2 separate regions of the Homo sapiens genome follow, and region 1 is linked to region 2. Evidence: read pairs that join two places in POLR2A ChIA-PET (ENCODE). Cell type or tissue: HepG2. All regions are shown on one strand. Links, peaks and the distances in the headings refer to the core of each region. The heading gives the core; the rest is flanking DNA. Region 1 overlaps MANBA (mannosidase beta). Region 2 holds the start of LOC102723704 (a long non-coding RNA gene).

The links. ChIA-PET counts read pairs that join two places held together with the same protein. Peaks named below come from ENCODE experiments on the same cell type or tissue, not always from the same donor. Only the 100,000 strongest peaks of a DNase experiment are listed, where the experiment ranks them.
Region 1: POLR2A ChIA-PET joins it to region 2 with 6 read pairs; 2 of 35 experiments call an interaction of 5 or more read pairs at or near these places.

The regions. Positions count from the first base shown.
Region 1 is chr4:102,705,889-102,718,857 of GRCh38, reverse strand. It overlaps MANBA (mannosidase beta), which reads left to right. Exons shown (of 17, transcript NM_005908.4): 5 at 4,297-4,420. Among named protein-coding and RNA genes, the nearest start is that of MANBA, 49 kb to the left of the region's middle. RefSeq lists a silencer at 812-1,106. In HepG2, for the core only: a CTCF peak has its summit at 3,603 (motif pointing right); a DNase peak (open chromatin) is centred at 5,637.
Region 2 is chr4:102,772,945-102,785,913 of GRCh38, reverse strand. LOC102723704 (a long non-coding RNA gene) reads right to left here and starts at 8,877. Exons shown (of 5, transcript NR_125932.1): 1 at 8,691-8,877; 2 at 7,493-8,017; 3 at 6,569-7,106; 4 at 6,033-6,140. It overlaps LOC124900743 (a long non-coding RNA gene), which reads left to right. Exons shown (of 2, transcript XR_007058208.1): 2 at 6,122-7,828. In HepG2, for the core only: no CTCF peak of the experiment used is centred there; DNase peaks (open chromatin) are centred at 5,323 and 6,993; H3K4me3 peaks cover 1,687 bases.

The sequences.
Region 1 (12,969 bases), core at 2,359-10,358, 66 kb after region 2:
TTTTGTGGCTTGGGGTCGTCATCACGGTCCTACCAATATGTGATGTCATCCCCAGAGGCCCAGCTGTAAAATTTCTCTCTTTGTACTCTTTCTGTTTATTTCTCAGACTGGCTGACACTTAGGGAAAATAGAAAAGAACCTATGTTGAAATATTGGGGGCTGGTTCCCCTGATATTCTCTTTCACCAGTTCTTTGAACCTCCACTTTCCCTGTAGCAACCTAAGTCCCCTATTGTCTCTGCTTCCTTTTCTGTCCAGAATGGATAGTGGGACTCATCACTTCTGCTACCCTCTTACCAGTGTTTGATGCCATCTTCCTTGTTTTCCGTTTACATCTCTGGCCGTTCCTTGTAAGTCTCTTTATCCACATCCTTGTTCTCCTAAAAGTTATATTATAGGGCCTTTCTCTGTTCTAGACTCTTTTCTCATTTTATACCCTCTCTAGGCTATCTCATTTTTCATTTCTTCCATAACAAATCTATTTGCCATTGTCTCCCAATATTGTGTCTTCCGTCCAACTTGTCTTCAATTCCAGACCTTACATTCAGATGCTTATTTAGCATCATCACTTGTCTGATTCACAGGGACCTAAAGCTCAGTATGCGCCACACCGCACTTGTGATTTAAGTCCTTCTCCCAGGGTTCTGTCTCTTGCTGAATGGAATACTATCCACAACAGGTGCTCAAGCCAGAAACTTGAGTTTTTCTTGACACCTTTCTCTCCTTTTTCTCTCTTCCAATCTATTGCTTAGTCCTCTTGATGATGTGAATAGTACCTCTTCAATAGCTCTTCAGTCTGTTCACATTTCATTTCTGCCACTGTGTCTTGAGTTCAGTCATGCCTTGCATGAAATATTGCCCTGGTTGCCTAACTGGCATCCCTGAAACTTCACTTGCCTTCCTCTAGTTAATCATTTACAGAGCAGCTAGAATGGTCTTTTCAGAAAAAAATGATCACAGCACTGCTTTTCTTCAAACTCTTCAACAGCTTCTCATTGCCTTTAGGCCAGTGTCCATGGGTCTTAGCTCTGTCTGGCCCATGCTCACTTCTCCAGTCATCTCCCTGCCTCTTCCCATTGTTCTCTCTTCAGCTTCTGGAATGCATCAGACTGTCCTGCACCTCCAGACCTTTGCACATGCTGTTCCTTCTGAAAGGAATGCTTCTGGGCCGGCACAGTGACTCATGACTGTAATCCCAGCACTTTGGCAGGCCAAGGCAGGTGGATCACTTGAGTTCAGGAGCTTAAGATCAGCTTGGACAACATGACAAAACCCCAAGTCTAAAAAAAAATACAAAAATTAGCCTGTAGTCCCTGCCACTCAGGAGGCTGAGGTGGGAGGAGCCTGGAGGTTGAGGCTGCAGTGAGCCAAGATTGTGTCACTATACTCCAGCCTGGGTGACAGAGTGAGACATCTCAAAAAAAAAAAAAAAAAGTTCCTGCCTGCTCACAGTGGATAAACGGTACTCACCCTTCAGGGTCTTTTTTTTTTTTTTCAGGAAAACTCATCTTGATACCCATCCTCCTCAACCTCTCACTGTATGTTCCCTGCCTATTTCCATTGTAAAACTCATTATACTTGTAATTATTTATTCAATGCTTGAATTTCGTGCTTGACTGTGAGCATTATAAGCAGAAGAGCTGTGTCTGTTGTGTATATTGAAGTACTCCCAGCCTGAAACATAGAAGGCACTTAATAAATACTTCTTGAAGAGGTTAAGAGTGATTTGTAGCTCTTAATGGGGAAAATAGTCTCCCTCATAAGATGTTGATTATTTTGCTCTCCTTCTTTTCCCTATCTCCAATGAAAAAATTACAAATAGATACTAAAATTCTCCCATAAATGTCCCCAAGATGGTTTTCATTCTGAATATGAGAATCTGGTGCTTAAGTGGTAAATTTAGACAGATGTGGATGCTATAAAGTAACTTTAGTTCTTTGTTTTTCTCCATAGTAAAAACAAATTTGTCTCTATCTTAGGTGAGTACAGAGCTAAGGAAATAATACCCAAATGACAACAGTTTGGCCAAATCTTCAGGTTCTATTTCACAAATGACTCCATCTAGAAGGATTTTAGTATTTCCTCTGGTGCTTGTTACTTTTTTTCCCCCCATAAAATGTATGACCCAAACTTATTCCTTTTTAAAAGCTGAACTTATAGCTTTACACATTTTAATTAACTGTTCTGAAAATATTTTTTTCTTTTAAGAAGTAGAAATTAGAAAACATTCTGTGTGAAAGGGATTTATTTTACAGAATTATTTCTTATTTTTGAATTTGAACTCTGTAACTTAATATGGAAGTTGAGTGTCATCAAGGGAGAGACAGGTACCCAGGTCAAATAAGATTGGATAAAATGTCTGCCTTGGCCACCTGTTTCAGGGGCTAAAGATCGAACTGATTGCTTTTGGGCTTCACGTTCAGAAACAAGGACTTCTGAATTCATACCTGAGGTTGGCAAGTTTAGCCAGAGCTTTTTAAAACCTATTTATAAGTGTTTGTCTTTCAATATGTTTCCTCATTCTTTTTTTTTTTTTTTTTTTTTTTTTTGAGACTGAGTTTCACTCTTGTTGCCCAGGCTGGAGTGCAGTGGTGCGATCTCAACTCACTATAACCTCCGCCTCCCGGGTTCAAGCGATTCTCCTGCCTGAGCCTCTTGAGTAGCTGGGATTACAGGCATATACCACCACACCCAACTAATTTTGTATTTTTAGTAGAGACGGGGTTTCTCCATGTTGGTCAGGCTGGCCTTGAACTCCCAACCTCAGATGATCCACCCGCCTCGGCCTCCCAAAGTGTTGATATTACATGCGTGAGCCACTGCGCCCGGCCTCCTCATTCTTTTTAATTATTACATGTAAGCACAATATTCTTTGTAACTATTAGATTTAAATACAATGGTTAGGTTCAGAGATATTATAGAGAAATTTAAAGAGGAACTATTGAGTTGCTTCAATGTAGTAAGCATTTGAAGAATAAATGTACAACTCTTCATAGATTTTATGTTCTTAGAACATTTCTGCCAAATTTATCTGTTTCATAGGTTACGTGCAACATAGATATATTGGATATATTGGATATTGTATCAGTTATCTATTGTGATGTAACAAATTATGCCAAAACTTATCAGCTTAAAACAACATTTATTGATGAGAACACATGGACACATAGAGGGGAACAACACACCCTGGGGCCTGCCAGAAGGTGGAGGGTGGGAGGAGAGAGAAGATCAGGAAAAATAACTAATGGGTACTAGGCTTAATAGCTGGATGATGAAATAATCTCTATGACAAACCCCCATGACACAAGTTTACCTATATAACAAACCTGCACTTGTACCCCTGAACTTAAAAGTTAAAAAAAGAAAATATGTGGACTATAGGTTTTCTGATTTCTAAAAAATAATATAAACAAAACATTTATTATGATAGCTTCTGTTAGTTAGGAATCTGAGTTGAGTGTGGCTCAGCTGGGTGCCTCTGGCTTAAGGTCTCATGGCTGCAGTTGTCTCAAGGCTTGGCTCAAGTTGACTCAAGGCTGAAGAGTCTGTTTCTGAGCTCACTTGTAGTTATTGGCAGACCTCAGATTGCCCATATGGGTCTCTCCGCAGAGCTGCCCCATGACACAGAGGCTGGCTTCCCTCTTGGCCAAGAGAGGGCATGAGAGAGTACCCAAAATTCAAGGCTTAGTCTCTTATAACCTAATTAATAAAATCACATCATTTTTGCTATATGCTGGTGGTTAGAAGTGATTCACTAGGTCACTTCAAAGGGGGGATCATTGTGGGCCACCTCAGAGGCTGTGTATGGTGGTTGGGGGGCACACACAGTTTTGCACTAACTTGTGGTCCCCCCAAATTCATATGTTGAAGTCCTAACCTCTGGTATCTCAGAATGTAATCATATTTGGAGAAGGTCTTTAAGGGGTGATTAAGATAAAATGAGGCAGTTAGTGTGGGCCCTATTCCAATACAACTAGTGTCCTTTTAAGAAGGGGACATTTGGACAATGGAGAGAGACACCAGGGATGCCTAGCACAGAAAAAGACCATGTGAGGACACAGTGCAAACAGAGGAGATCGGCTTCAGGAGGAACCAAACCTGCTGATAGCTTGATCTTGGACTTCACTGTGAGAAAATACATTTCCATTGTTTAAACCACTTAGTTTGTGATACTTTGTTATGGCTGCCATAGCAAACTTATATACACATATGTAACATTTTTAAAGAAAATGTTTTTCATAATGTTTAAATTTCACCATAATCAGAATATATCTTCTTTTTCTCCTTGAAATTGCAGGAGCAATGTTCCTTTAGTTGGGACTGGGGGCCTTCCTTTCCTACCCAGGGAATCTGGAAAGATGTTAGAATTGAAGCCTATAATATTTGTCACCTGAACTACTTCACATTTTCCCCAATATATGGTAAGCTGAAAGATGTGATTTTTTTTTCTTTTTGAGTCTTCTTGTTATAAAAATTGGGTTTATAATTGAAATACAGAGGTATGTTTTTCAGAGATTTAGAATTTTTAAAAACTTTGTGGTACAATCAATTTATAAAAGTAAAAAATAGGTACAAACTGATTTTACATGAAAATTGACAATATAAAGCAGATATGTAGGTAGGTATCTTTTAGCATATTTTACAGAAAAAGGAAAAAATAAAATGGAAGAGCAGCGCCAAGTTTTCCTGAGATAAGTATTCTTTCTTGAAAGAACTGGGCCTGCTGGCTGTGCTCCTTTTTGCTGCCTCTGTAGTCACTTTTAGTGTCAAATTCTTGCTTTGCTCACACCGTTAGACTGGCTTTCTGTCTCTGTACATTTTCTTCATAACCCAGAGCACTACTCTGAGGGCCCTGACACAAGGGCCCTGACACAACAGCCTTGTGAAGAGTTAAAAATAAACTGGAAGGTAAACAGGGCAAAAGAAAGATTTCTTTTCTTTTCTTTTTTTTTTTTTTTTTTTGAGATGGAGTTTCACTCTTGTTGCCCAGCCTGGAGTGCAGTGGCACAATCTTGGCTCACTGCAGCCTCTGCCTCCCGGGTTCAAGCGATTCTCCTGCCTCAGCCTCCTGAGTAGCTGTGATTACAGGCATGTGCCACCACGCCCAGCTAATTTTGTATTTTTAGTAGAGATGGGGTTTCTCCATATTGGCCAGTCTCGAACTCCTGACCTCAGGTGATCTGCCCGCCTCAGCCTCCCAAAGTGCTGGGATTACAGGCGTAAGCCACTGCGCCTGGCCAAAAGAAATATTTCTAAGGTGAAAAATAGTACTTTTTAAGTTGAAGCAACTATTCAATATCAAGGAGCATTGAAATAGAACCTCAGAAATCTCACAGATGTCAGTGGATAAGTTAAAAGCTGGTTAAATATTTGTTGCTTTCTTTGCTCAGCGCTGTGTTTATTTGATAAAAGAAATAGAGTAGGTACACTGATCCCTTCATGTGTGGGGAGGGGAGATACAAACAATTACCAAACAAAACAAATAACCTTCCAAGATAAGAGCCAGAAAATCAAAGATCAGTGAGGATTTGAGAAGTTAGGGAAATGAAGGATGAAGATGGAGGCAAGTGAGATCTTAAATGAGAGCGTGCAATGCTCAGTGTAATCACACGGAGGCCTAACTAGATGAAATCAGTAAGAAAGAATGTGGTGTGTCAGTTCAAGAGTTCTGTTATCTTGAGAGCCCTGGTGACCTTAGCTTGCTATTCAATTGAGCCAAATCTGTATTTTCTGAAGGCAGAAGATGAAAGCAAATGATAGATGCTTAGATTTGAGGAGGTTATTTGGTGCTGTTGGTATTTTTAAACTTTAAAAAGGCATTAAAAGATCTAATTTAAATTGCACATGTAAATGTGGCTGTGCTTATAATTCTCTAGTTTAGTGCTTCCCAAACTATTCTTCTGAGGTGTAATCCAACTAAAGATTTTCGCTACTAAAATCAAATAATGGTTTAATCTCCCTTCATCCCATGCTACCACCCATACGTTTTCTCAGGTATAAATAACAGAATCTGGTGTGAGAAGTGGTCTGAGCTGAGCGCAGTGGCTCATGCCTGTAATTCCAGCACTTTGGGAGGCCAAAGTGGGTGGATTCCCTGAGCCTAAGAGTTAGAGACCGACCTAGACAACATGGCAAAATCCTATCTCTGACAAAAAATACAAAAAATACAAAAATTAGCCAGGCCTGGTGGCGTTCACCTGCAGTCCCAGCTACTCGAGAGGCTGAGGTGGCAGGATCGCTTGAGCTCAGGAGGTAGAGCTGCTGTGAGTTGTGATTGTACCACTGCACTCCAGCCTGGGTGATGGAGCGAGATGCTGTTTAAAAAAAAAAAAAAGTGGTCCGATTTAGCAAAAAGTTATTTATTTATTTTGAAGCTTAATCAGTATTTTGGGTGGTCTGCAAAATGCATTATAAGCTCTGGGTACCCTGATGCCTGAAAAAAATTTGAATAATACTGCTCTGGTTTAATTTACAATTTGAATATGAAACTAAACATTTCTTCCTGAGTTATTAGAGTTCACTTTATTAGTCACTAGTGACTGAGTGAATTTTATATGAATTAATTTAAATGATGCTTAAAATTCAATTTAGATTCAGTGTAAACAGTTCCTCCTCTCAACTACATTGGTGAAGGTTAAATACATTTTTTAAATTGACACGTAATATTTGTACATATTTATGGGGTATGTGTGGTATTTTGTTACATGCATAGAATGTGTAATGATCAAGTCAAGGTAATTCGGGTATCTATCACCTCTAGTATTTATCATTTCTCTATGTTGGGAATATTTCAAGTCCTCTCTTCTAGCTATTTTGAAATATACCATACATGTTGTTAAGTATAGTCACACTATTATGCTGTCAAACATTAGAACTTATTCCTTCTATTTAAATGCATGCTTGTACCCATTCATCAGCCTTTCTTCATTCCTCTCTGCCACTCATATACCCCTCCTAGCCTCTCGTCTCTATTATTTCACTCTCTACCTCCATGAGATCAACATTTTTACCTCTGACATGTGAGTGGCAAGATGCAAAATTTGTCTTTCTCTGTCTAATTTCACTTAACATAATGACCTCCAGTTCCATCCATGTTGCTGTGGAAGACATGATTTTATTCTTTTTTAGCCATTCATCTGTTGATGGACACTTAGGTTGATTCTATATCTTTGCTATTGTGAATAGTGCTGCAGTAAACATGGGGTGCAAGTATCTTTTTGTTATACTGATTTCTTTTTCTGTGGATAGTTACCTATTAGTGGGATTCTTGGATTGTATGGTAATGACTCTACTATTAGTTTCTTGAGAAATATAGTATTTCCATTGTGGCTGTACTCACTCATATTCCCACAACCGTGTATAAATGTTTCCTCTTCTCTGCATCCTCTCCAGCATCTATTATTTTTTGTCTTTTCAGTAATAGTCATTCTAACTGGAGTAAGATAGTATTTGTGGTTTTGATTTACAGTTCCCTGATGATTAGTGATGTTGACCATTTGTGCATATACCTGTTGGCCATTTGTATGTCTTCTTTAGAGAAATGTCTATTCATGTCCTTTGCCCACTTTTAAATGGGGTTATTTGCTTTTTTACTGTTCAGTTGAGTTCCTTGTGTATTCCAGATATTAGTACCTTGTCAAATGAATAGTCTGCAAATATTTTCTCCCATTCAACAAGTTGTCTCTACATTCTGTTGAATGCTTCCTTTGCTGTGAAGAAGCTTTTTAGTTTAATATAGTACTATTTGTCTATGTTTATGTTTGTTATCTTTGCTTTTGAGGTCTTAGCTATAAAAATCTTTGTCTAGATCGATGTCTTGAAATGCTTCTCGTATGTTTTCTTCTAGTAGTTTTATCGTTTCAGGTCTTATGTTTAAGTCTTTAATCCATCTTGAGTTTATTTTTATTTATGGTGAGAGATAAGAGTCCAGTTTCATTTTTCTGCTTATGGATATCCAATTTTCCCCGCACCATTTATTGAAGAGGATTGAAGAGGGTATTCTTTCTCCAATGCATGTTCTCTGACCAAGATGCCTTTGTGAAAAATCAGTTAGTTATTAATAAGTTGGTTTATTTCTGGGGTTTACACTCTGTTCCTTTGGTTTATGTGTCTGTTTTCAGGTAGTGTGATGCCTTCTTTTGACTCAGGATTGCTTTGGTTGTTTGAGCTCTTTTTTGGTTCCATATGAACTGTAGGATTTTTTTTCTATTTCTGTACAAAGTGACTTTGGTATTTTGATAGTGATTGCATTGACTCTGTAGATTGCTTTGGGTAGTATGGTGGTCATTTTAATGATATTAATTCTTCCAACCCATGAGCATGGGATGTTTTTCGATTTGTTTGTGTGACCTCTTCAATTTATTTCATCAGACGTTTATAGTTTTCCTTGTAGAGGTCTTTCACCTTTTTGGTTACATTTATTCCTAGGTATTTTATTTTTTGTAGCTATTGTAAATGGGATTGCCTTCTTGATTTCTTTCTCAGCTAGTTCATCATTGATGTGTAGAAACACTACTAATTTTTGTATGTTGACTTTGTGTCCTACAAATTTGCTGAATTTATTTATCAGATCTAAGAATTTTTTTATGAATCTTCCAAGTTTTTGCAGATGTAAGAGCATGTCATCTGCAAAGAGGAATAATTTTACTTCCTCTTTTCCAATTTGGTACCTTTTATGTTTTTCTCTTGCTTTATTGCCCTGGATAGGACTTCCAGCATTTTATTGGATAGGAGTGGTGAACGTGGGCATCTTTTTCCCATTCTAGTTCTTAGAGGAAAGACTTTCAGCTCCTCCTCATTTGGTGTGATGTTAGCTCTGGGTTTTTATATATGGCTTTTATTATGTTGAGGTATGCTCCTTCTATGACTAATTTGTTGATAGTTTTTATCATGAAGGGATATTGAATTTTATTAAATGCTTTTTCTGCATCTGTTGAGATGATCATCTGTTTTCTGTCTTTCATTCTGTTGATGTGATGTATCACGTTTATTGATTTGTACAAATGTAAGATCCTTGCATCCCTGGGATAAATTCTGCTTGCTCATGGTATATTATCTTTTTGATATACTGTTGGAGTTGGTTTGCTAGGATTTTGTTGAGGATCTTTGGATCCATGCTAATCAGGGATAATGAGCTATAGTTTTCTTTTCTTTCCTTTTATTTATTTCTTGTTGCCTCTCTGTGTGGTTTTGATATGAGCGTGATGCTGACCTCTGGAATGAGTTAGAGAGAATTATCTCCTCTTCAATTTTTGGAATAGTTTGTGTGGAATTGGTATTAGTTCTTCGTTGTAACTTTGGTAAAATTTGGCAGTGAAGGCATCCAGTCCTGGATTTTTTTCTGTTGGAAGATTTTATTGCTGATTCAGTCTTGCTACTTATTATTAGTCGTTCAGGTTCACTATTTCCTTCCTTCCTTCCTTTCTCTCTCTCTCTTTCTCTTTCTTTCTTTCTTTTTTTTCTTTCTTTCTTTCTTCCTTCCTTCCTTTCTTTTTCTTTTCTTTTCTTCCTTCCTTCCTTCCTTCCTTTCTTTTTCTTTTCTTTTCTTCCTTCCTTCCTTCCTTCCTTCCTTCCTTTCTTTCTTTTCTTTCTCTCTCTCTCTTTCTTTCTTTCTTCCTTTCTTTTTTCCTTTCCTTTCCTTTTCTGCCTTGCCTTGCCTTTTCCTTTTTCCTCCCTCTCTCCCTCCTTTCCTTTCTTTTCCTTTCCTTCCTGACGGGGCCTTGCTATGTTGCCCAGGCTGGTTTCCAACTCCTGTTCTCAAGCAATCCTCCTGCCTTGGCCTCCCAAAGTGTTGGAATTACATGAGCCACTGCGCCTGGCCTCTATTTTTTTGTCAGTCAGTATTGGCAGGTTGTATGTGTCCAGGAATTTACCTATTTTCTCTATGTTTTTCAGTTTGTTAGCGTATAGTCGTTCATAATAGTCTCTGGTGATCTGTTGTGTTTCTGTAGTATCAGTTGTAATGTATCCTTTCTCATTTCTCATATATATATTTTGTATATAATAATATACAAAATATTAGTATATTTTGTAAACGTGTATTAGGTTCATTTGGTCTAAAGTACAACTTTCTGATTTTGTTTATTTGGGTCTTCTCCTTGATTAGTCTACATAGGGGTTTATCAATCTTGTTTTCAAAAAACAAACTTTTCATTTCATTGATCCTTTGCTGTTTTTTTTGTCTCTATTTCATTGAGTTCTGCTCTGATCATTATTATCACTTTTCTTCTTCTAATTTTGGATTGAGTTTGTTCTTGTTTTTCTAGTTCCTTGAGGAGCATTGTTAGGTTGTTTATTTGAAATCTTTCTACTTTTTGGATGTAAGTATCTGTTGCTATAAACTTCCCTCTTAGCACTGCTTTTGCTGTATTCCATAGGTTTTAATATGTTGTGCTTCAATTTTTATCTGTTTCAAGACTTTTTTTATTACCTCCTTAATTTCTTTCTTGACCCAATTGTCATTTCAGAGCATGTTGTTTAATTTCCATGTGCTTGTGCAGGTTTCAAAGTTCCTCTTGTTATTGATTTCTAGTTTTATTCCGTTGTGGTCTGAAAAGATACTTGATATGATTTTAATTTTTAAAAACTTGTTGAGTCATTTTTTTGCCTAACATATTATCTATTCTTGAGAATATGCTATGTGCTAATGAGAAGAATGTGCATTTTGTAGCTATAATATATTTTTTAAATGTGTATTAGTTTCATTTGGTCTAAAGTACAGCTTAAATACAGTGTTTCTTTGTTAATTTTTTGTCTAGATGATCTGTGTAATGCTGAGAGTAAGATGTTGAAATCCCCCACTATTATTGTATTGGAATCTATCTGTCTTTAGATTTGGTAATATTTGCTTCATGAATCTGGGTTCTCCAAGTTGGGTGCAGATATATGTAGAATTATTATATTCTCTTGTGGATTTGATCATTTTATCATGATATAGTGACCTTTTTTGTCTGTTTTTACTGTTTTTTGACTTAAACTTTGTTTTATTTGATGTTGATATAGCTATGCCTGCTCATTTTTATTTCCATTTGCATGGAATATATTTTTCCATTCCTTTACTTTCAGTCCATGTATGTCTTTAGGGGTGAGTTGAGCTACTTGTAGGCAGCATATAGTTTGGTCATGTTTTTAAAAAATCCTGTCAGTCAATTTATATCTTTTAAGTGGAAAGTTTAATTCATTTACCCTCAAGGTTATTATTGATATATGAGGGCTTATTCCTGTCATTTTATTAATTGACTTCTGGTTGTTTTGTATACCTTTTTTTGTTTCTATTATTGTTTATCACTGTGGTTTGGTGTTTTTCTGTAGTGTTAACATTTGGGTCCTTTATGATCCTCATTTGTGTTTACTCAACCAGTGGTTTTATGCTTTTATGTATCTTCATGATGGTAGATATTGTCCTTTTGCTTCCATATGTAGAACTCCCTTAACCATTTCTTGTAGGTCTGGTCTAGTGGTGATGAATTCCCTCAGCTTTTGCTTGTCTTAGAAAGATGATTTGTCCTTTATTTATGAAGGATAAATTTGCTGGGTATGGCATCCTTGGCTGGGAGCTGTTCTCTTTCAACACTTTGAATATATCATTCCATTTTTTCCTGGCCTGTGACGTTTTTGCTGAAAAATCTGATCTGCTGTTAGTGTGATGAGGGTTTCCTTATAAGTAACTAGGTGCTTTTCTCTTGCTGATTTTAGAATTCTCTCTTTGTCTTTGACTTTTGACAGTTTGACTGTAATGTGCCATGGAGAAGGCCTTATTGAATGGATCTGTTTGGGAATCTCTGAGATTTTTTTATCTAGATATTAAATCTCTTGCCAGACTTGGGAAGTTTTCAGCTATTATTTTGTTAAATAGGTTTTCTCTCTTTGTAATTTTCTGTTTGCTTTCTGGCACACTGAAAATTAGAATATTTAGTCACTTTATGGTATTCCATATGTCATGTAGTCTTTTGTCAATCTTTTTTATTCTTTTAAAAAAGTTTTGTTTGACTGGTTTACTTCCAAAAATCTGTCCTCAAGTTCTGAAATTCTTTCTTCTGCTTTCTCTAATTATTGTTGAATAACTAGATTCTTCAGTTCCAGAATTTATGTTTGGTTCTTTTTTATTATATCTGTCTGTTTTGTAAATTTCTTATTGATACTTTGAATTGTTTTTCTGATTTCTTTTTTTTTCTGAGTTATCTTGCATCTCAATGAATGTCTTTAATTTCCTTATTTTGAATTCTTTATATGGGATTTCATACATTTTATTGGAATCTGTTGTTGGATAATTATTGTGTTCCTTTGAAAGTGTCATATTTCCTTGCTTTTGCATGTTTCTTGTGTCCTCATGTTTATATCCACGCATCTGGTATAACAACCACTTCTTCTAATTTTTTTGAATTCTCTTTTATAGGGGAGGAATTTTTCCTGAAGATGTATCTGTGGTATTGTTTGGGTAGGGCACTTTTGCTTTGATTTTGAGTGCTTGCAATAGTATAGTTTCTGTTTGATTTCTTCAGCTGTAAACAGCATCAGTGGTGTTTGTGATTTCCTCAGTGGCTTAGGGTATAGTTGTTAGTGGAGGCTGTAGTGAAGTTTTGCTGGGGATGGGGTCATCAAGAAGGCCAGTCCTTGGACTTCACTGGTGGCAGCAGCAGGCTGAGTGTGCCTGTCCTTGGGCTTCAGTGCAGTATATGCTGGCACTGGTGTTAGTGAGTCCAAGCATGATGAATCTTGGGCCTCCAGGTGACTGGCCTGCTTGGGTGCTGGCAGTGGCAGTGGTAGACCACTGGTCTGGATGGCTGGGTCTTCAGGCCCCTGGACAGCAGGTATGGCATGGGAAATGGCAGTAGCAGTGGCAGGACAATCCTCTGGTTTCCAAGAAGTCTGCATTGGTGTTGACAGTGGCTGCAACAGGCTGGGCACACTAGTCCCCAGGCCCGTAGGTGGCACATGCAGGCAGATGTTAGCTGTGGTAGTAGCTGCAGGT
Region 2 (12,969 bases), core at 3,183-11,182:
GGGCAACATAGAGAAACCCCATCTCTACAAAAAAATACAGAAATATTAGCCAGGCATGGTAGCATGCACCTGTGGTCCCAGCTACTTGGGCTGAAGTGGGAGCATCACCTGAGCCTGGGGAGGTTGAGGCTGCAGTGAGTCATGATTGCACTACTGCACTACTGCACTCCAGCCTAGGCGACAGGGTGAGACCCTGCCAATAAATAAACATAATAAATAAATGTAACTGGATTAAATTATCCAATCAAAGTACAAAGATTTTCAGACTCAATAAAAATTCAAAATACAGCTCTATGTTGTTTTTTAAGTAAATAAAATATAAGTAGACAGAAAACTTGAGGCCCAAGGGGAGAGGGATTTTTCTCTTGCTTTGTTTACTGCTGAATCTCTGTTGCCTACAGCTGTGCTTTCCAGTATGAGGGTCACTAGCCTTATATGGCTACTGAGCACTTGAAATGTGGCTAGTGTCACATTTTAAAATTAAAAACTGAAGAAAAGTAGCATGTTTTCCATGAAACCCAACTTTACAGTTTGGTTAGGGCAACATTTCACTTTAACCATTGCATCATATAAGACATTGTTATACAGTGTATGTTGAGCATGTAGGTCAACTCTAGTATTACATATAAATATATCATCAATATTGTCAGTTACAGGTTTTTCAATTTGGATGTTTTGTTCCTATGCACTGATTTATTTAAATATTTTTGCAGACAGTGAAAGTTACAAAGATATAAATTTTAATTGGTAATAAAATTTAAATACTTATTTTAATTATATCATCAAATTATTTTCTCTAGCTTAAAAAATAGGCCAGGCATGGTGGCTCACTCCTATAATCCCAACACCTTGGGAGGCCAAGGCGGGCAAACCACCTAAGGTCAGGAGTTCGAGAGCAGCCTGGCCAACATCTACTAAAAATAAAAAAAAATAGCCAGGCGTGGTGGCACGTGCCTGTAGTCCCAGCTACTAGGGAGGCTGAGGCAGGAGAATTGCTTGAACCTGGGAGGCAGAGGTTGCAGTGAGCCAAGAGCATGCCACTGCACTCCAGCCTGGACAACAGACTGAGACTCTGTCTCCAAAAAATAATAATAATACGAAGAAGAAGAAGGAGGAGGAGGAGGAGGAGGTTGGGGTGGGGGGAGGAGGTGGAGGAGGAGGAGGTGGTGGAGGCTGGGTGTGGTGGCTCACGTCTGTAATTCCAGCACTTTGGGAGGCCGTGGCAGGCGGATCACCTGAGATCAGGAGTTCAAGACTAGCCTGCCCAACATGGCAAAACCCCATCTCTACTAAAAATACAAAAAATGAGCCGGGTGTGGTGTTAGGTGTCTGTAATCCCAGCTACTCAGGAGGCTGAGGCCAGAGAATCACTTGAACCCAGGAGGTGGAGGTTACAGTGAGCTGACATCGCCACTCCACTCCAGCCTGGGCGACAAGAGTGAAACTCCGTCTCATAAAAAAAAAAAAAAAGAAGAGGAAGAACAAATTTTTACATTTAAATTGGATTCAGTGGAGATGTCAAAGGTACTACTATGACTGGAATGAATAAACGGTCTGGAAGAGGGTATGTTACAAAATTCACAATGAATGGCAATTGCAATTTATTAGGGCAGAGCAAAATGAAAAGACTTTTTATCTGTTGTATAACAATATTAAGATTATAAAATACACAGTCATGAGAGACATTTTTAGCAAAAACATAGTAAATATCATAAGAACTTTCCTCTCAGCAGTCAAAAAGAATTGATCAAATTAATTGCCTGAATTCAGAATTAAAAGTACAACAAAAAAATTTAAATGATATCTGACAGGATCCAAGTTTGTAAATATGGCCAGTTATAAAAGGTCTTGGATTCTTACACACACACACACACACACACACACCCTCTAACAATTTTTTTAGATGGAGAGATTGTAAAATAAACTATTATATCATTTATGGAAATGTTAGAAAATTATGAAGAAATGGCTAAAAACAATATTTTTAAAAAGTAAAAGATTTTCAATTAAATTATCAAACAAGTGTCTGTAGAATGCAGTATCTTTTTAACTATCAAAAATCAATTGATTCAAAATTTAAAATGTTGCAAATAGGTTTCTTTAGCTATAGACAAATCAGGTAATATAAGAAATACTGCCCATATTTGGGTATGTTGTGTCTCAAAGAACTTCCAAATTTACAGAGAAATATCAATTCATGGCCTAAGAATCAAACTCATGATGCGGTTTGTTTATTTGTTTGTTTGTTTTTGAGACGGAGTCTCACTCTGTCACCTAGGCTGAAGTGCAGTGGCGGGATCTTGGCTTACTACAGCCTCTGCCTCCCAGGTTCAAGCAATTCTCCCGCCTCAGCCTCCCTAGTAGCTGGGACTACAGGCACGCACCACCATGCCCAGCTAAGTTTTGTATTTTTAGTAGAGGTGGAGTTTCACCATGTTGGCCAGGCTGGTCTCGAACTGCTGACCTCAAGTGATCTGCCTGCCTCTGCCTCCCAAAGTGCTGGGATTACAGGCATGAGTCACCGCACCCAGCCAATTCTTTTTTTTTTTTTATTTTTACAGTTGTTGGAAAATAATTTAAAGGAAAAAAAGTTAATTTATATCATCAGAGACAAAGCTCTAGCTAAGTTAGGTCAAAATCTAAATTTATTGGCATTTTGAAATAAGTGACTCATGATTTCTTATTGCTTCATTCCACTGTATGATAGATATTAAAAATATCTGGGCTCAATTTTCTGAAGCAAACTCTATGAAGAGGTAATGGATATAGTTATTGAAATTATTCCGTGTATCCATGCAAATTCTGTGAGTCATTGCCAGTTTATGAAACAATTGAAAGAAATAGAAGAGAATGAATTTAGCTATCTTGTGTTCTTTCTCAATATTCATTGGTTGAGTTATGGAAGAGTTCTATAAACATTACAAAGTTGTACAAATATTCCATAATCAAAGAGAAAAATACAGCCGTGTGATTTATGCTTTCTTATCAATATCACAGTGCATGTGAACAAACTAAATTTGAAACTCCAAGAAAATCAAAAGCTCGTGACCTATTTAGACAAGTACAAGGATTTATATTGAAATTTAAACTTTTGGTAATACAAACCAATAATAATGATTTTACGCATTTTTAAAAGAGTTTACATTTTCTAACAAATCAGTATGCAGGAGATTTTAATTAAATCAAAAGTATTATATAAATTAACAGTAAGAACTACAAGAAAAATTTGAACACTATTGATATTGAGAGAAATTTCAAGTTGCTTTTCAATTTATGAAATACTCTTTTTGAATTCAATATCAATACCACTGAGTCAACGTAAGATTTAGTGAATGTACTTTACTTGAACACATAGTTTTGAAATTGATATGCTTTTGCTTTCAAAGTCAAATCAATTATTTTCTAAAAAATATGAGGCAGTTTTTTTTTTAATATGGATGTGACTGTTAAAGGAAAGTGATTTTTTTTTTCTGGTACTCAATTTAGGTTACTGGAAAACTTTCAAGTATTTTTGTGTCAAGAACTGTAAGTGGTCTGAGATTGTACCCTGCTTATAAGATAAATCAACCTTCCACAGTTTTATAGATACTGGTAAAAAGGCACAGAACCCCTGGGTTCAAGACAAAGGAGTATTATTAATCACAGCAATAGCAATAGTCAGAGAATCAGTATTTCTTTGAACCAATTTCTGCCTGATTCCTACAGAGCAATACAAAGAGGGTCAAATGACATCTGTATACACAGCTGATTGTCTTATAGGTAAGGAATCCTTAGTTCAGGGAACCTAAATATTTTACAATGGTGGTAAACAATGCAAAGCAGCTTCACTGTACACTGGTTACCAACTTACCTGAGTTAAGAAATAACACACTCATATGCCACTAGTTACATGAAATGATTTATTAATTGCAGATAGGCAGCAAGAGACAAAAGAAGCCCAGGATCCATTGTGAGCCAGTCCTTGAAAGCTCTATTTACCTAGGGCAAATAGAGTCTCAACAATGTGTGCCCTACTTGCACCACAGCTGAGGGACCCTGAAAGGCAGCCCACCTTGGGTTATATACTTTGGGGTCATAACACACAGGGCCAGAGCTTTGAAGGACATCCTGTTCTGAGGGCTAGGGAAGAGAGACTATAATAGAGCCTACACAGTCCCTCCTCATCTTAGAGTGTTGCATTCCCAGTACATTCTACAGTCACTTTTTGAGGACTACAAGCCAGAAAGGAGGAGGAACTGGGTGGCATAACGCTACCTGGAGAACTGTCCTGCAAGCACAGCTGCACATTAACTTTATGATCTGGACAATAAGCATACCTACCTCATGCTTCAGAGGGAGACACTATGTCAGTCTTCCAAGGCTATTTGATATACAGACATCCTTTAAAGATAGTTCAGAACAAAGACAACCAGTGCCTCTGCTCACAAGATGTTCGGAAATATGAGAGACCCATGGAGAATTGTCTCCCAATATTTTGGAACAACTTGGGAATGTGAATCTTTTTTATTGTAAAATTTATGAAATCTAATATAAATCAAGTATTTCCAATGATAAGTTAACATTCAAATTGAGATATACTGTAAGTATAAAATTCACAATAGACTTTGAAACCTTAATATAAAAAAACTATTTCATTATTATATTAAATATGTGTTGAAATGACAACATATTAGGTATATTGGTTTAAGTAAAATTAATTTCACCTGTTTACTTTTTAAAATGTGACTACTAGAAATTTAAAAATTTTATATGACACTCATATTGTTTCTATTGAACAGCTCAGCCTCAGGCTGTCTAATTTTTACTGGACAGCCCTAGAATGATTGAATGACTAAAGACTAGAAGTTGGAAGGGGCCTTTGCCTGAGTCCTCTGGAAAATAGAGACTCAAACAAAGCTTAATTGTTAATATTTTGGGGGGCGAGGTTCCATCTCAGAATAGTAAGAGTGTAAGAAAAGGGAAGTGAGGCTGAGAAAGAGGGGAAGAACATTTGGGCAGTTACTGGAAAAGCCCGATCCCATTTGCTGTGGCATGGAACTTCATCTGAGTCTGTAATTTCCCGACGACAATTAACACTGGGCATGGAAATGGTAAGAGATGCTCCACTGACTCCCTTCGGTTCCAGACATATCCTCCCTGCTTTAATTAGGTAGTAGTAACTCTAGCTCAGAGTTCATTACCCTAGCCAGTGCATTAACTCCATTTTTCACCTGTTTGCTCAATAGAATGAGTAACCCAAAGTGACTCCACTTGTTACACTTATTAGTCATAACTTCTAATTGGGTGGAACTCTATACCTCCTAACCTAGCCTAGTCAGCAGTTTCAGGGTCAGGATTATCTCCAGCAGTAGCAGATCTGCTGATGTCATGACACAAGTGTTTGAACAGCTTGCATGATTGTCTTGACCTGCTTGTAGTTCTGGTCCCCACTCAAAGTATATAGTATTTGCTTTCTCCAAAATCCAAAGAAACCCAGAAACCATTATGCCTCTTTCTTTTTCTTTCTTTCCCTCCCCTCTCCTCTTCCCTCCCCTCCCCTCCCCTCCTCTTCTTCCCTTTCCTTCTTTTTTTTTTTAAGACAGGGTCTTGCTTTGTCACCCAGGCTGGAGTGCAAGTGCAATCACAGCTCACTGCTCACTGCAAACTACACTTCCCAGGCTTAAGCAATCCTTCCACCTCAGCCTCCCAAGTAGCTGGGACTACAGGTGCACACTACCATGCCTGGCAAATTTTTGTATTTTTTGTGGAGACAGAGTTTTGCCATGTTGTCCAGGCTAGTCTTAAACTCCTACGCTCAAGTGAGTTTAAGTCTTAAACTCCTACTCCTCCAGCCTTGGCCTCCCAAAGTGCTGGGATTACAGGTGTGAGCCACCATGCTTGGCCTATGCCTCTTTATTTATCATAGATGGCGCAATATTCTACCACCCGTCTTTACCTTATAACACATGTATTGGATTGTTGTATTCTTCAAAATTTCAACAATATGGTAGGCCTCTGAATCTCTATGGAATTATTTCTCACTATGTACTTACTTGGGCATGTAGGGTATTTGCCACTTCTTGCTCATAAGTCACATTAGCATCATGCCACTCATGTAGTCGACCAGAATTATGTTTTGCAGAATGTCAAGATGAAGTTACCTGAAAATGATGACGGAACAAGAGAAGGAGAAAGCAGCCTGGATCACATATCGGCTTTGGCCTGCTTCTTTCCTGTTCTATGGCTGTGACCTGTACCCTCCCGGAACCCTCCTTGGAAGGAACAACTTGGCTAACCTGATTAATGCTTAGCTGCCAAAAGATTGAGTTCTCAATGAAAATCATATGGTAATTTTAGTAATACCTTTGTGTATGACCTTGAAAAATACAGACACAAATTTCTAATGCATTTGAGGAAGTAATAAAGTTTTAAAGAGTTAGAGGGTGAGGGAAGGAAGCAGCTTTTTTTATCTGAAACTTGGCTGTCAATGATACAGAAGGGCTGGGCTCCCAGCTAAACCCCACCCATATGCCTGAAACTGCGGCCCCAAGTGAAAACAGCTGACCCCGTTTTTCTGCCCAAATGTTACCTTTTTGGCCTGCCATGCTCCTATCCTGTGCCCATAGAAGACTTCAGCTGGCAGAGCAACACAAGTGGCTGAGCAGCGAGCAGAGAAGCAACTGAACGTTGGAGACTATGGATAGATGTGGCTAACTTCAGACAGGGCTGCTTCAGAGAGGGGCAGCCGGGCTTCAGGGAGAGAGAGATCATTTTCCCGACCGCTTTTCAGTCTCCTTTTCTGCTGAGAGCCAACCACTGCTCAATAAAGTCTTCTGCATTCATCAACCTCTCAAACAGTTCATGTGACTTGATTCTTCCTGGATGCTGGACAAGAACCTGGGTGCTGAGAGGTCAGAGGCTGCCACCTTGACCCTCCAGTGAGCTGGTTGGCACTCCCCTGTCCCTGGACGGCTGATCTGACAGAGTATTGGTCATAACATGCTTGGACTCTGGCCAGTTCCAGTGTTTGTTCGCTTCAGTTCCTGCACTTGCTCGCTCGCACCCTCCCTCCTGAGCGGAGGAGTGGCCAGCGGTGGGCAGAGTGAAAGAACCACTCCAGTTCCTGCCTGCGAAGGGGGTAAACAAAGTATCCCATCACATCAAGATACCTCTGAATATGAACAGCTAGGAATCTGATGGCTGCAAAGATGACTATTACCCAAATTGTGAAGAAGAGAAAGAGAAGGAAAACCAGAACCCTGAAGATAGACAAAATTATTATGTGCAAGTAGCCAATGACATGAGGCAGCAGGAATTTGACACTTTTGATAATGAGGCATACCAGTGGTCATCATCCCAACCTACAGGAGTTCAAGGGCATCCTAAACAAGTACATAGCCATATTAGTCTTAATGCTACTATAGGAAATTATATAGGAAAGAAAAATCTTTTCAATAAATGGTGCTGGAAAAATTAGATGGACATATGGAAAAAGATTAGTCTCAATCCTTACCTCATGCTACACAAAAAACTAATTTTGAGATGCATCATGGACCTAAACTCAAAAGCTAAAACTAAAAGGCTTCTAGAGAAAAACAGAAGAATATCTTCATGACTGTGGGGTTGGCAAAGATTTTTTTCCATGAGACCGAAAAGTACCAACCTCAAAAAAACTAACACATTGGGTTTAATCAAAATGTAAAACCATAAGAGACACCGTTAAGCAAATGAATAAACAAGCCAGGACCAAAAGAAAATATTTGTAATACATACATCTGACAAAGGATGTGTATCTAGGGGATGGAAAGAATTCTTACAACTCAGTAATAAAGATAACTCAGTTTTAAAATTTGTCAAAGTGACATTTGTAAGCAAAAAAAAGAAGCTCAACTTAAAACGCATACTTTATGCAAAAATTAACTCATGAACTTATATGTAAAATATAAAACCATAAAATGTTTAGGAAAAAATAGAAATTTCAGGACTTAGGACTAGCAAATAATTCTTTGACGTGACATACATCTTCCTCTTGCACAATCTGTAAAAGAAAAAATTGACAAATTGGATCCACTGTAAATGAGAAAGAGACTTAGGCAAACATTTTAGAAAAGAAAAAAATACAAATGACCAAAAAGCACATGAAATGGTAGTTACACAAGTATGTACATTTGCTAAAACTCATCAAATTGTACACTTAAGATGTGTGAATTTCAATGTATATAAACTAGTCTTCAATAAAAATAAATTTTAAAAAAGAATATTTTTATAAGTTGAACAGAGAAGCAATATTCATGTTGATAAAGATCAATTATTTCCCTTCCTACCTAACACTCACTGTCAGAATCATAACTGTGAGATTCAGAAAAACAAAGATAAAGAGGACACTCTAAAAGTTTCCAGGAAGAATTTCTAGTTCTTCTTAAAAAAAGAAAAGAAGGAAGGAAGGAGGGAAAGAAAAATAAGCAAATAAAGAAAGGGGGAAAAAATCAGACATCTCATCAGCCATAATGAAAGCTAGAATATGGTAGGGTAAAGGTCTTCAAGGTTTAAAAAAAAATAATTCCTCTTGAACCTAGAATTATTTACTCAGTCAAACTATCAACAAAGTGTAGTGTCAAAATAAATTCATTTTAAGACATAAAGGGATTCCTGAAATCTACATTACTCGTACCTTAAAATAATTTTTTCAAATTAAGATATAATTCACATACCATGAAGTCTACCATTTTAAAGGGTACAATTCAGTCGATGTTAATATATTCACGAGGTTGGGCAATCATCTCCAGTATCTCTTTCCAAAACATTTCATCACATTATAAACACCGTACCAATTAGCAGCCATTCCCATTCCTCCAATACCCAACCACTGGCAAGCACTTATCTCTTTTCTGTTTCTATGGATTTGCTTATTCTGTACATTTCCTATAAATGGAATCATACAATATGATGTCATTATCAGCATTCTATTTCTTTTAATGGCTGAATAATATTCCATTGCATGCATATATCACATTTTGTTTATACATGAGCCAATTAATAGACATTTGGGCTGTTTCTACTTTTTGGCTATTATAAATAATACTGCTGTGAAGATCTGTGCGCAACTTGTTGTGTGAGCCTATATGTTTAATTCTTTTGGGTATATATGTAGGATTGAAAGTTCTGGGTCATATAGTAACTCCACATTTAATTTTTTGAGGAACCACCAACCTCTTTTGCACAAAAGCCATACCATTTTACATTTCTACCAGTGATGTACAAGAATTCTAGTTTTTCTACATCCTCGCAAACACCTGTTATTGACCATATTTTTTATTATAGCCATCCTAGTGGGTGTGAAATGGTATGTCATTGTGGTTTTGATTGGCATTTCCCTAATGTTATGATCTGCTCCCACTCCCTGACCCCAATATTAATATGTTGAAATTCTAATACCTAAGGTGGTATTATTAGGGGTTGGAAAGCCTTTGAGATATGATTAGGTTATGAGGGCTCTACCCTATGAATGGTAATAGCGCCCTTATAAAGGAAGCCTGAGAAGTGCTCCTTTGTCCCCTCCATCATGTGAGGACACCATAAGAAGGTGCCATCGATGAAGCAGAAAGTGGGCTCTCACCACCCACTGAATCTGCTGGTGCCTTGATCTTAGACTTCCCACACTCCAGAACTGTGAGAAATAAATTTCTTTTGTTTATAAGCTATCCAGTTTATGGTATTTTGTTATAGCAGCCTGAATGGACCAAGGAGCCTAATAACTAATAATGTTGAGCATCTTTTTATGTGCTTAGTAGCCATGTATATGTTTTCTTTGGATAAATATTTATCCAAATCATTTGCTCATTTAAAAAAAAACTTTATAGAGCAATCTTAGATTCCCAGCAAAACTGAGTGGATAGTACATAATTCCAGTACACACCCTGCTCAGCACATGCAGACTCTGCTCCCCCACCGCCTGCTTCTTAATCAACATCCTTAGCAGAGTAATACATGTGTTACAATTTATGAACCTGCATTGATGTATCATTATCACCCAAAGTCCATAGTTAACATTAGATTTCTCTCTTGGTGTTTTACATTCTATGGATTTGGACAAATTATAATGACATGTATCCACCATTCTAGTATCACAGAGTATTTTCACTTCCCTAAAAATCCTCTGTGCTCCACCTGTTCATCCCTTCCTCCCTGCAATTTTTGGCAACTACTGATGTTTTTATTGTCTCCCATAGTTTTGCCTTTCCCAGATTGTCATATAGTTGGAATCATACAGTATGTAGACTTTCAGATAGGCTGCTTTCACTTAGTAATATGCACTTAAAGCCGGAGTGTAGTGGTGCAATCTTGGGTCACTGCAACCTCTGCCTCCCAGGTTCAAGCAATTCTCCCGCCTCAGCTTCCAAAGTAGCTGCAACTACAGGCATGGGCCACCACGCCTGGATAGCCCTCTTTTTTTTTTTTTTTTTTTTTTTTTGAGATGGAGTCTTGCTCTGTCACCCAGTCTGGAGTGCAGTGGCGCAATCTCGGCTCACTGCAACCTTCGTCTCCCGGGTTCAAGCAATTCTTCTGTCTCATCCTTCCAAGTAGCTGGGATTACAGCATGCATCACCACACCTGGCTAATTTTTGTATTTTTAGTAGAGATGAGGTTTCGCTATGTTGGTCAGATTGGTCTCAAACTCCTGACCTCAGGTGATCTGCCTGTCTCAGACTCCCAAAGTGCTGGGATTACAGGTGTGAGCGACTGAGCCCATTTTTTAAGTGCTGAATAATATTCCATTGTCTGGATGTACCAGACACCTGGTTTATCCATTCACCTACTGAAGGAAATCTTGGTTGCTTCCAGATTTTGGCAATTATGGCTAAAGCTCTTATAAACATCCATGTGCAGGTTTTTGGATGGATATATATTTTCAGCTCCTTTGTGTAAATACCAAGGAATCCAAATACTGGATCATATGGCATATTAGTCAAGATTCTCCAGAGAAACAGAACCAGTAGGATGTATATACATTATAAAGAGATTTATTATAAGAAATTAGCTCACACAATTACAGAGGTGGTAAGTCCAAAATCTGTAGAGCTAATGTTCCAGTTTGAGTCCAAAGGCTGGCAGGCTGCTGTAGAACCAGGAAGAGACAGTATTCCAGTCTGAAGCCTGTCAGGCAGAAGAGTTGTCTCTTCCTTCAGAGAGGGTCAATCTTTTGCTCTATTCAGGTCTTCAACTGATTGGATGAGGCCTATCCACATTACGGAGGGCAATCTGCTTTACTTGGTCTACCAACTTAAATAGTACCCTCATCCCAAAACACCTTCACAGAAACACCCAGAATAATGTTTGACTAAATATCTGGTCAACCCATGACCGAGTCAAGTTGATACATAAAACTAATGATCACATGTGCTAAGAGTATGCTTAGGTTTTGTAAAGAAGTGCCAAACTGTCTTCCGAAGTGGCTTTATCATTTGGCATTCCCACCAGCAATGAATGACAGTTTCTGTTCCTCCACATCCTCACCAGCATTTGCTGTTGACAGCCTTTGGGATAATGGCCATTCTAATAGGTATGTAGTGGTATCTCATTTTGTTTTCATTTGCAATTTCTCTTATGATGTATGCTTATTTTTATATAATTATTTGCCACCTGTATATCTTCTTTAGTGAGGTGTCTGTTGAGATTTTTTTGTTCATTTTCTTATGGCTTAGTTTTAAGTGTTCTTTGTATATTTTGGATACCTGTCGCCCATAAACACTGTAGACTTAGGGTATATTAAATTTATGAAAAATATTTTTTGTTTCTTCAATAATAAATTAACCTTAGCTTACTGTAACATTTTAACTTTATAAATGTTTTAATTTTTCAACTTGTTAACTCTCTTGTAAATAACAATTAGCTTAAAACACAAACACACTGTATAGCTATACAAAAATATTTTCTTTAAACTCATATTCTATACGATATTTTCTATTTTTTTAAATTTTTGTTTTATTTTTTCTTTTTAAAGATGTTATTTAAAACTAAGACACAAACACAAGCATTAACCTACATAGTTAGTTCTGCATAGTTCTAGTTCTACATAGGGCCAGGATCATCGATATCACTGTCTCCCACCTCCACATCTTGTTCCACTGTAAGGTCTTCAAGTGCAATAACACACCTGGAGCTGTCATCTCCTGTGATAACAATGCCTTCTTCTGGAATACCTCCTGAAGGACCTGCCTGAGACTGTTTTATAGTTAACTTTCTTTAAAAAAGTAAGTAGAGGCTGGGCGCGGTGGCTCACGCCTGTAATCCCAGCACTTTTGGAGGCCGAGGCGGGCGGATCACAAGGTCAGGAGATCGAGACCATCCTGGCTAACACGGTGAAACCCTGTCTCTACTAAAAAAAATACAAAAAATTAGGCGGGTGTGGTGGCGGGCGCCTGTAGTCCCAGCTACTTGGGAGGCTGAGGCGGGAGAATGGCGTGAACTCGGGAGGCAGAGCTTGCAGTGAGCCAAGATCACCCCACTGCACTCCAGCCTGGGCGACAAAGCAATACTCCATCTCAAAAAAAAAAAAAAAAAAAAAAGTAAATAGAAGTAGTACACCGTAAAATAATGATAAAAAGTATAGTATAGCAAATACATAAACCAATAGCATAGTCATTTATTAGTAAGTATTATGCACTGTATATAACTGAGTGCTATACTTTTATATGCATGGCAGCACAGTAGGTTTGTTTACACCAGCATCACCATAAACATGAGTAATGTGTTGCACTATGACATTACAGTCGCTACAACCTCACTAGGCAATAGGAGTTTTTCTTCCCCATTGCAATTTTATGGAACCACCGTTGTATATGTAATCTGTCATTGACTGAAAAGTTGTCAAGTGGCACATGACTGTATTTCCTTTCCTAGTCTTTGTGCATTAGCTAGGGTTTCCAGTACGATGGTGAAAAGGAGTTGTGATAGGACACATCTTGCCCTGTTTGTGATCTTAGCAATAAA